2 separate regions of the Homo sapiens genome follow, and region 2 is linked to region 1. Evidence: read pairs that join two places in POLR2A ChIA-PET (ENCODE). Cell type or tissue: HepG2. All regions are shown on one strand. Links, peaks and the distances in the headings refer to the core of each region. The heading gives the core; the rest is flanking DNA.

Region 1 (5,383 bases), core at 106-5,105:
GTAGGATGTGGTAAACATAAAAATAAATTAGAAACTAGAGTCTAGATTTTTATTTGAGTTAATGAATCACTGAATTTGGGCCTCATCTTTTGTAAAGGAAAATTCATTGTTAACTTGAGACCCTATGCTATGGCTACACCAATCATCGTGAAAATTACTACTAGAGCTTCCAGATCATGAAATTCACATATTTCATATAAGACAAATATATATTTTTTATTGCTAGGTATAAATTTAAGGCAAGAGAGATGATTTCAAATGATTAGTGTTGACATTACCATTATATTTTTGATTGTCACATAACAGTTCTGATTTTGCCTTCATTCTTGACATACAACATTTACCTGCACATAACAAAAGCAATTTAGGTAAACGGTCTGACTCTGACCAGTATGAAACTTGGTACACACCATAGTTCTATTTTTATAAAATTGAATTATTACTGGATAGGTCTTAGTTAAGCTTTTGTTTGGGAAGTGGTATTTTCCAATGTGTATGTTCATGCTGAGATAACAAGAGGCTTAAGACAAATGTTTCACTCCAACCATATGGGTTTCTTTTTTTTCTTTTCTTCTTTTTTTTTTTTTTAATTTTTATTTTTAGTAGAGACAGGGTTTCGCCATGTTGGCCAGGCTGGTCTCGAACTCTTGAGCTCAAGTGATCCACCTGCTTGGCCTCCCAAAGCACTGGGATTATAGGTGTGTGCCCCAGTGTCTGGTCCAGCCATATGGGTTTCTGCTGGCTTAATTCTAGAGTATCTAGCTTGTTTTGAAGTATTTGATGCTATATAGTGTTCTAGTTTAAATAAGTGATAGGTACAATACACGTGTGACTCACGCTTTAAGATCCATGTTCTATGTTACCATTATTATTTTGGCAGCTTTTGGTGTTGTTAAATTCTTCTATTAGAAATTTTAGGCTGTGTACAGCAGCTCATGCCTGTAATCCTAGACTTGAGGAGACTGAGGCAGGAGGATCACTTGAGCCCAGAAGTTTGAGGCTGCAGTGAGCTATGATCACACCACTGCACTTCAGCCAGGGTGACAGAGTGAGACCCTGTCACTAAAAAAGAAGAAAAAAGAAAAAGAAAAGAAATTTTAGTGTTTAAACTTGCCAAATTCCTTTAGGACAGCTGTTTGGCTTGTTAGCATTTATGTCTGCAGTTATGTATCACCTTTTCTGAACCATACATTTTGGTATTCTTCCCATCATCTAAATTGGTTTAAAGAAAAGAATAAATATTGCATCAGACGAACGTCATAAATTGACATTAACCTGATATCAATTGGCTCACATTTTAAGAACAAATATGATTAATCCATCCATATTTATAAAAGGAGTTATAAACTATGAGAGGGAAAGACTCTTGATTTCAAAAGATTCAACCTAAACTTAGGATAAAGAATTTCTGTAAGTCTAGAACCCTAGCTTATAGCACATGGCAGTGCCTATAAAACAACTCCTGGTACCGCCTGGCTTCATGATCAGAATCCAGTAATGTATCACTTCTTTTGTGGAATCTCTAACTAGAGATTTTGCTTAACAAGCCTTCAGTCTCCCCCAGGTTTTGTGGATCTTTTACTTGTTCTGCTTATCTATCTGGTGTAGAAATTGAATTCATAATATTTGATGTTTGAGATCATGGAAAGTAAAAAAAATCAAGACCACTAACTTTAAATTAAATATAATAGAACAAACTATATATAGGTAAGACTTTAAATATCCCTGGGATTCATGAAAAAAGTTATACTGGAGAATCAGACATACAGAACCAGAAAATTTTTAAAACCTGCGAGAAAAGAATGTCTGGAAGATTTAGCTGAGATGAGAAAACTTGGAAGTCTTAGATCCAGATCTAGCCGGTGGGAGGTCACCCCTGACTCTAAAAGGTGTGAGGAAGTTCAGGTGATGGTAGAGCCAGTATTTTTGGCTAAAGTGAGAGGCAAAGTGAAAAAAGTAAAAAATACGAGCATTAAGTAAAAGACAAACAAACAAAATAGGGTTAAAGTCCACAATGGTCGATGGCTTTGTGTGTGCATGTGTTTCGGGGAAGGGAGTAGGGGAAAGGTTGAAGGGGTGGAAACAACATGTAGGTCCAGATCGCAGGAGATACTTGTCACGAGCCAGTTTCTTTCTCTAGGCTTAGGGACTCCTTTTGTTAACGTTTATACGTTTTCCTATTCCTTGCTTACTTTATTTGATTTTCCTTGATTTTCTTGTTATCTTTCATGTTTAAGTCTTATTTTTAGTTATTTTTTCAGACCTGAAGTTTCTTTAGAATCAAGCTACTAAAACCCTCCATGCCCTTGCCTTGTACTGTACGAATAACCTTGCTGTACAGTGGCCTTTATTTTAACCTAAAGGTGACCTTGTACAGCTCACTTTTCTAGTAGGATGGCTTCTGCTCTATTTTGCGTCTTTTTCTGTCTGGGATAGACGGGGCCTGCCATTTATATCATGTACAAATGATACATTTATATCAGAAATATCTGTTAATTATTTTAAAGTATTTTTTTCTTAAAAAAATGCCTTTCCTTTGAATTTAAGTTTTTTTTTTTTTTTTTTTTTTTTGAGATGGAGTCTCACTCTGTTGCCCAGGCTAGAGTGCAGTGGTATGATCTTTGGCTCACTGCAACCTCTGCCTCCTCGGTTCAAGCAATTCTCGTGCCTCGGCCTCCCAAGTAACTGGGATTACAGGCGTGCGCCACTATGCCCAGCTAATTTTTGTATTTTTAGTAGAAATGGGGTGTCACCATGTTGGCCAGGCTGGTCTTGAACTCCTGGCCTCAAGTGATCCACCCGCCTCAGCCTCCCAAAGTGCTGGGATTACAGGTGTGAACCACTGTGCCCGGCTAAGTTTTGTTTTGATTCCAAATTGTGCTTGCTTTCTCTCTCTCTCCTTCTGTTTCTCATAATCACGGTTCTGGCATTATGTTTCTCCAACCAACTCGCTAGAGGCAGTGACAGCACAGCATCCAGCAAAGTGTATTGTTGCAGAAGGTTTTAACACACTGCTGATTAGTTGCTCATGCAAGCTTCTAGTTAAGACTCAGTACTATAGCCTGACATGGGCTTTTCACGTGGACAGTCCTGTAGCCGCTGAAACAAGTCAGGTTTCCTTTTGTCATAGAGGAAATTTTATTCAGTGACAAGCAGAGTAGGCAAGGCCAAGAATTTTAGGAGAGGCAAAGGGGAATTTGCTGTCTCTCTACCAGTAGCAAATACTATGGAGTAAATAAAATTTGAGGCCGGGCGCGGTGGCTCACGCCTGTAATCCCAGCACTTTGGGAGGCTGAGGCGGGCAGATCATGAGGTCAGGAGATCGAGACCATCCTGCCTAACACGGTGAAACCCCATCTCTACTAAATATACAAAAAATTAGCCGGGCGTGGTGGCAGGCGCCTGTAGTCCCAGCTACTCGGGAGGCTGAGGCAAGAGAATGGTGTGAACCCAGGAGGTGGAGCTTGCAGTGAGCCGAGATCGGGCCACTGCACTCCAGCCTGGGCAACAGAGCAAGACTCAGTCTCAAAAATAAAATAAAATAAAATAAAATAAAATAAAATAAAATAAAATAAAATAAAATAAAATTTGAGAAGCTGCATAATTGAAGGTAGCTTTTCTTTCTTTCTTTTCTTTTTCTTTTTTTTTTGAGACGGAGTCTCACTCTGTCACCCAGTCTGGAGTGCAGTGGCACAGTCTCGGGCTCACGATAACCTCTGCCTCCCTGGTCCAAGCAATTCTCCTGCTCCTGCCTCAGCCTCCCGAGTAGGTGGGATTACAGGCTTGTGCCACCACACCCGGCTAATTTTTTGTATTTTTAGTAGAGACGGAGTTTCACCGTGTTAGCCAGGATGGTCTCGATCTCCTGACCTCATGATCTGCCCGCCTCGGCCTCCCAAAGTGCTGGGATTACAGGCATGAGCCACCGTGCCCGGCCTGAAGGTGGCTTTTCAAACTAGAAAAGGGAAGGTTTTCTAGGCATAGGTTACCTGAGTTCCCTTTCTAGATCGGAGGCAGAATGGTAATGATTGGGAATTTGTGATAATTATTAAATAATTTAAAGAAACATGATGCTTAATTCCCACCAGCTTTACTTTGCATTTTGTCTATATCTGACAGTAACCATTGTTTTCCAAGCACTGTCACAGCTGTTGATCAATTAACTTCCACATGAGGATTCGGTGATAAGAATGCACACACCACAGATCACAGTATCTGTCCCATGGTAGAGACCTAATAAATTCCCTCACAGCTCTTTTGCTACGTTCCTGACAGCTTACCTAACCTCTTACTTCTCTTGTTGTCCCGTGAAGGGGTCTGGATTAGTTACGGGGAGTAAATAAGAAAGATTAAAGGAAGATAGAAAAATAGGTGCTATTTCACATTTGTGAAACCAAATTCAACTGAAGAAAAAAGAAGTTAAAGAGACCATCTCTTTGTTCTTAGTAATTTTTTTTTCCAATGTGCAGAGGCTGCTATGACTGATATCAGGTAAATTTTAATGAAAAATGAGTTTATATTGACATCTGTGCATTGTCAGTCTTTGTCAGAGTATAGAGAGAATAATTAACAGCATCATATCACATACATTTGAAGAACTGTACAAAATAATTAGCTAGAGAGAATACTTGCTATTTATTTCCATTGTTTAGACAAGGAAAACAGGTTCAGACAAATTCCACAATCATACAGCTAGTTAATAGTAGGGTACAAAGAAATTAAAACTTTGAGTCCAGGCCCTTAATTAAAGACTCTACTCTACTTGGCTCCCCTCAGAGAGGAAAACAGTTATGGACTGTGGAAAGTTATTTGGCAATAATCACAAAAGGGCATATTAAAATGTGCAAATGAACATACCATAAGTTGAATCCTAATTCCAGTAGCTAGATGACCTCCAAAAAGTCACTTAAACTTTCTAAACCTCAGTTTCTTCATCTGTAAATCTGGTAATATCTGTCTCTTAGAGATGTTGCAAGAATGAAATTATATTATTTGTGTAAAGTACTCAACACAGTACTTGGAATACACTGAACACTCAATAAATGGTAACATTGGTGGTGGTGGTGGTGGCTGGTAGTGATTGTCCAAGGGCTGAAGGGAAGAGGAACTAATGAAATATTAGTAAGATCCCTTGGCAGACAAGGTCTCTGCTCTATTTCACATCCACAAACTGGCAGGCCACCTTATCCTTGCCAAGACTCTTATTATTGTTAATCATATATATGGTTACAGCAGATCCATCACTATTTCTACAAACCGTACAAAACATGTGTTGTTTTGATGATGGGTTAGTGGCATCTCTTGTGGGATGAACCAGAAGGAGCATAGACCAGTAACAAAAATATATATTTCAGCTGGGCACAATGTTCATGCCTGTAATCCC
Region 2 (5,383 bases), core at 221-5,220, 71 kb after region 1:
GTAGGATCCTTTTAATGTGCTATTTAATGCAGTTTGCTAATGTTTTGTTTTGTTTTGTTTTGTTTGAGACAGGGTCTTTCCTGTCACCCAGGCTGGAGTGTAAGTGTGTGATCATAGCTCACTCTTACCTCAAACTTCTGGGATCAAGTGATCCTCCTGCCTCAGCCTCCTGAGTAGCTGGGACTATAGGTACATGCCACCATGCCTTGCTAAGTTTTAATTTTTTTTGTGGAGACAGGGTCTTGCTATGTTGCCAGGGCTGGTTTCAAATTCCTGGCCTCAAGCAATCCTTCAGCTTCAGCCTCCCAAAGTGCTGGGATTACAGGCATGAGCCACCACAACTGGCCTTTGCTAATATTTTGTTGAGGATTTTTGTATTTGTGTTTATCAGGAGTATTGGTCTGTAGGTTCTTTTTTTTTGTAATATCTTTGTCTGGCTTTGGCATTAGGGTAACACTGGCTTCAAAAGAGTTGGAAAGTGTTCTCCCCTCTTCAATTTTTTTTAGAAGAGATTGAGAAGAATTGATGTTAAATTTTCTTTAAATGTCTGGTAAAATTTACCAGTGAAGCCATCTGGTCTTGGACTTTTCTTTATTGAGAGGTTTTTGATTATTGATTCAATCTCCTTACTGGTTATAGGTCTGTTCAGATTTTCAATTTCTTCATTATTCAGTCTTGTTAGGGTGTGTGTTTCTAAGAATTTATCAATTTCTTGTAAGTTATCCAATTTGTTGGTGTATAATTGCTCATAGTATTCTCTTATTCTTTTTAATTCTGTGGCATTAGTTGTAATGACTGCTCTTCCATTTTTTATTTAAGTCTTCTCTTTTTGTCTCTTAGCCTAGCCAAAGGTTTGTCAACTTTATTGATGTTTTTTCAAAAAAGTGTTGCCGATTTTTAAAAGTTTTCTATTTTATTTATACTCTAATCTTTATTTTTCCCTTTCTTCTGCTGAAATTGGGCTTAGTCTGTTCTCCTAGTTCTTTGAGGTTGGTTTGTTAATTTGAGACTTTTCTTCTTTGTTAACATAGGGGTTTATTGCCATAAACTTTGCTCTTGGTAATGCGTTTCTTGCTGCCTCCTGTAAGTTTTGGTACATTTTATTTTCATGTCTATTTGTTTCAAGGTGTTTTCTAATTTCCCTTTCATTTCTCTTTTGACCCATTGGTTATTCAAGAATGTGTTGCTTAATTTCCACATATCTATGGAGTTTCTAGCTTCCCTTTTCTGTTGTTTCTAGTTTCATTCATTGTGGTTGAAGAAGATACTTGGTATGATTGCAGTGTTCTTAAATTTGTTCTACATGTGTCTGTTAGGTCCATTTTTATCTATAATGCTCTTCAAATTTGCTGTTTCCTTATTGTTTTTCTGTCTGGATGCTCTATCCATTATTGAAGGTGGGGTGTTTAAGTTTCCTATTATTATTACATTTGTGTCTATTTCTCTTTCAGTTCTGTCAATGTTTGCTTTATATATTTAGGTGCTGTGATGTTGGGGATGGATATATTTATAATTGTCATATCTTCCTGGGTGAATTGACCCTTTTATTATGAAATAATGTCTTTCTATATCTCTTGTGATAGTTTTTGACATTATATAATAATAAATGTCAACTGAGCAGGAAGACATGACAATTATAAATTATAGTTTATGAAATATCTGTTGCTTGAGTTTGGTTAGATTCATTTGTAAAATTGTCTAGGCCTTATACCCTTTTGGTGTGGGATAGGAGCAGATTTTTGAATGACTTTTTAGTTTCCCTAATGGCTATTGGTATGTTCAGGTTTTCTATTTCTTTTTATTTTTGCGTCAATTATGGTAATTTATATTTTTTAGGCATTTGTATGTTTCATTTTCCAAATTTATTTTAGTAAACTTGTTCACAGTGTACTCCTATTTTAAAATCTCTACTGATGTATAGTTACCAGCCCCTTTGTTCTCATATTGCTTATTTTGTCTTCTCTTTTCCCCTGTTGTGATTTAGTGCAGATTATTTTATGAGACTTTTCAAGGAATAAACTTCTATTTTTATTGTTTGACTCTTTTTTGTTGTTTATTTAATAGTTCTGTTTTGTTCATGTTAAGGTTTGTATGCCCACTTGACATCCAAGTGGAGATTTTAAGTAGGCAGTTGGATATCCAAGTCTGGAGCTTACAGAAGAGGTCAGAGATGATGACATAAATTATGAGAATGATCAGCATAGAAATATTATTAAAAACTATTGGGCTAGATGACATCACCCAGGAAATAATGTGGATCAGCGCTTCTCAAAACTGTCTGTGGGGAAGGACCAGTTTTATTTTTCTAATCCAATCTGATGCAAACCAATACTTTGTAAAATACAATTGTATAAATCATTATAAAAATGAAATATAAACTATTTAAAAAAGGTATTCAAATTCAAGCCTAATTTTTTATTCTTAGATACAACAACAGAAACATATACTGTCAAATTGCGATTAGAACTTTCTAAAGGCTTAGTCAGTTTCTGTATTTCTGTCATTGCAGTCTGGTAACAAATAGTTAATGGACTGACACTGGTATGCAGACCAAGGCTTTGAGTGGCACTGCGTGCATGGAAAAGAGAAGAGAATCAAGGACGGAGCCCTGGGGCACTCTGACCTTTGGAGATCTGGCAGCTGGGGGAGGAGCCAACAAAAAAGCTGGAGGAAGAGCAGCCATGAGGTAGGAGGAGAACCAGGCAAGTTTACAGTCAGGGAGGGCTGGAGAGGATAGTGTTTCTAGGAGGAGACAGTGGTCAGACCTTTCGAATGCTACTGAGTGGGTTGGGTTGGGTAATACAAGGACAAAGCATTGATCATTGGCTTTGTCAATATTTGACCAATATTTGGGATGAAAGTCCCTTTAAAGTAACTTGGAGAGAAGATGAGAAGGGAGAAAGTAGAGCCAAGTACAGACAGCTTTTTCTAAAAGTTTTACTCTGGTGGAGATCAGAAAAATAGGGCCACGATTGGAAGGAGATATGGTGTCAAGAGAAGGCATTTTGTTTAAAAAACACAAGGGATAAATATTGTATGATTCCATTTATATGAGGTCCTTAGAATGGTCAAATTCATAGAGACAGAAAGTAGCATGGTGGTTGTTGGGGGCTGGGAAAAGAGGGAATGAAGAGCTAATTTTTAAAGGGCCTTCAGTTTTGGTTTGGGAAGATGAAAAGTGAAATGGATGGTGGTGATGATTGTGCAACAATGTGAATGTGCTTAATGCCACAGAATTGTACATCTAAAAATGGTTAAAGGGTTAAAATGGTAATATCGTAAATTTTATGTTACTACACTTTACTACAATAAAAGACATATTATGTATGAAATATTAAGTGATACTTTTATGTGGATGGAAATAATTCAGTAGAAAAGAAACTGATGGTGCAGGTGACCCCAATTCAGAAGCAGTTTTACTTCAGTGGCTTTCATGTTGGGAAATTACAGTCTGAGTCCCAGTCCATGAGCAGGGTCTGGTGGTGGGTGCGTCTTCACCTGTTTTCCAAAAAAGCAACTTGTTTCTCGTGGTAACTCCAGCCTTCATTCTTGTGTGTGCAAACCAAGCCGGTGGCTTTATGTAAAAAACCTGGTTTGGGCTAGTTCCTTTTTCCCTGAGGAAGTTGAAATTCCACTACCCATTGTCTGCTGTGTCTATTGAAGTAAGGCTTGAGTCTTTGCAGACTTATTATGCAGAGCTCAAGGTAATAAAAGGTAATAATTAATATTAATTGAGTACTGACTGTATACCAGGTACTTTATGCTTACCCCCCATAAGCTTCGCAAGAGCCCTATGAAGTAGGTGTTATTATTAGTATGACCAGTTTACAGATGTGGAAACTGAGGCACATTGATGTTAAGTAATTTGCCCATCGTCACACATTCAGAACATAGGAAGTGACAGCTTTGGGATTTGAACTAAGGCAGCCTTACTTCAGAACTCCAGTTTACATAGAGGGTAGATACAGAAATATGAATTCATCACCCAGTACATAATAATTTGGGCATGCTAATCCAGAAATTTCTCCATCATAACGTCAGCACCATGTTTACATTGTGGGCAGTGGATTTTGTTTTAGCAAAATATGATTTATCACATTAAAGTAATGTCATTCGCTTAATTTTTTGTTGGCATTACATTTTAAAATGTGTTTCTTTTTAGAGCTATAAATGATCTAAAATATATAACCTAATTTTATGTTTTTGCATATTTGCTTAATATTATAATAAAATATTATTTTAATCAACAATGGAAGTCTTAAAAAAATTTTGTCCTTAGAGTTTAAGTAAAAAAAACCATAATGGTATAGTTTTTTTAAGAAAAAAAATTTTTCTGGAAGAAAGAGGATCTTTGTTTTTTTTCTTAGCTCCCTGAGAATTAACCAGACTTCTGTTTGTAGAGAGGAATTAGTGTATGACTTAACAGGACTGTTCTCATTTGACCTAAAAAGACTGTATTTGAGGGACTTTCTGAGACCTGTTCAAAGGCTTCAGCTGCCTGGGTAACTGAGCAATGTAGAAGCAGAATTCCAGTTTTGAATTGCTTCCCAAGGCAGGCTTTATTTAGTTCTGGGAGAGAGGGAATGCACTGTGATTCTTAAAGAAACTCGGTGTGATTTTGCATTGCGATAACAGATTTGCAAGACATCCAGCACTTTTCCATGGGCATTTTCTTAGAGGAAAAAAAAAAAAAAACAGTAGATTGCGATGATCTGTTCTGTTTCCCGAAGGTTGCAGAAGATGTTAAAAACCGGAGCACCTAGATGACAGACTGTGAAGTTGACCAGGGATCTTTGTATTGCCCCATTATTTATCCATTCCTATTCCTAACCGACTTAGTCCAAGCGTGTGCCTTACTTTTTGGTGCGGGGGTCAGGAGTCATAGCTGTTACTATAGGCCTATAAGAACTTTGTAAGGGTAGAATACAAAATGAACATCATTTTCATAGGCTTTTAGGTTGACTCCTTGGTGACAATGAAAAGGTTTAATCTGAGCTCACAAAATTGCTCCTAGACACTATTATAAAGTTTTACCACTCTTATAAGTTCTGCTTTGAATTCCAGTTTGCCCTGTGAAATAATGGGAAATCATTAAATATGTCCTGAATGAATTAACAAATGATACTTTCATTCCTGTCTGATACTTTCCAATATTATTTTGGAATATTATTTGACAGGGGAGTATATACTTTTCTATTTTGACCCTTTACTGTCAGATATTTCATGCCTTGAAAAACCCTAATTCCGAGCTGGAATTCTTCATGGCATGTGAATAAGATAACAGAAAAAAAAATTACATGTCTTAACAGTAACCACATTTGTTAATAAGATGTCTGGGTTAAGCACTTTTATTTTTTTATCATAAATCATGGTCATCTTATCT

What was found. ChIA-PET counts read pairs that join two places held together with the same protein. Peaks named below come from ENCODE experiments on the same cell type or tissue, not always from the same donor. Only the 100,000 strongest peaks of a DNase experiment are listed, where the experiment ranks them.
Region 2: POLR2A ChIA-PET joins it to region 1 with 8 read pairs; 1 of 35 experiments calls an interaction of 5 or more read pairs at or near these places.

What each region holds. Positions count from the first base shown.
Region 1 is chr1:219,951,869-219,957,251 of GRCh38, reverse strand. It overlaps a transcript of SLC30A10 not described here. Among named protein-coding and RNA genes, the nearest start is that of SLC30A10, 26 kb to the right of the region's middle. In HepG2, for the core only: no CTCF peak of the experiment used is centred there; a DNase peak (open chromatin) is centred at 2,031; H3K4me3 peaks cover 654 bases.
Region 2 is chr1:219,881,429-219,886,811 of GRCh38, reverse strand. It overlaps a transcript of LOC105372926 not described here. Among named protein-coding and RNA genes, the nearest start is that of SLC30A10, 44 kb to the left of the region's middle. In HepG2, for the core only: no CTCF peak of the experiment used is centred there; a DNase peak (open chromatin) is centred at 2,641; H3K4me3 peaks cover 820 bases.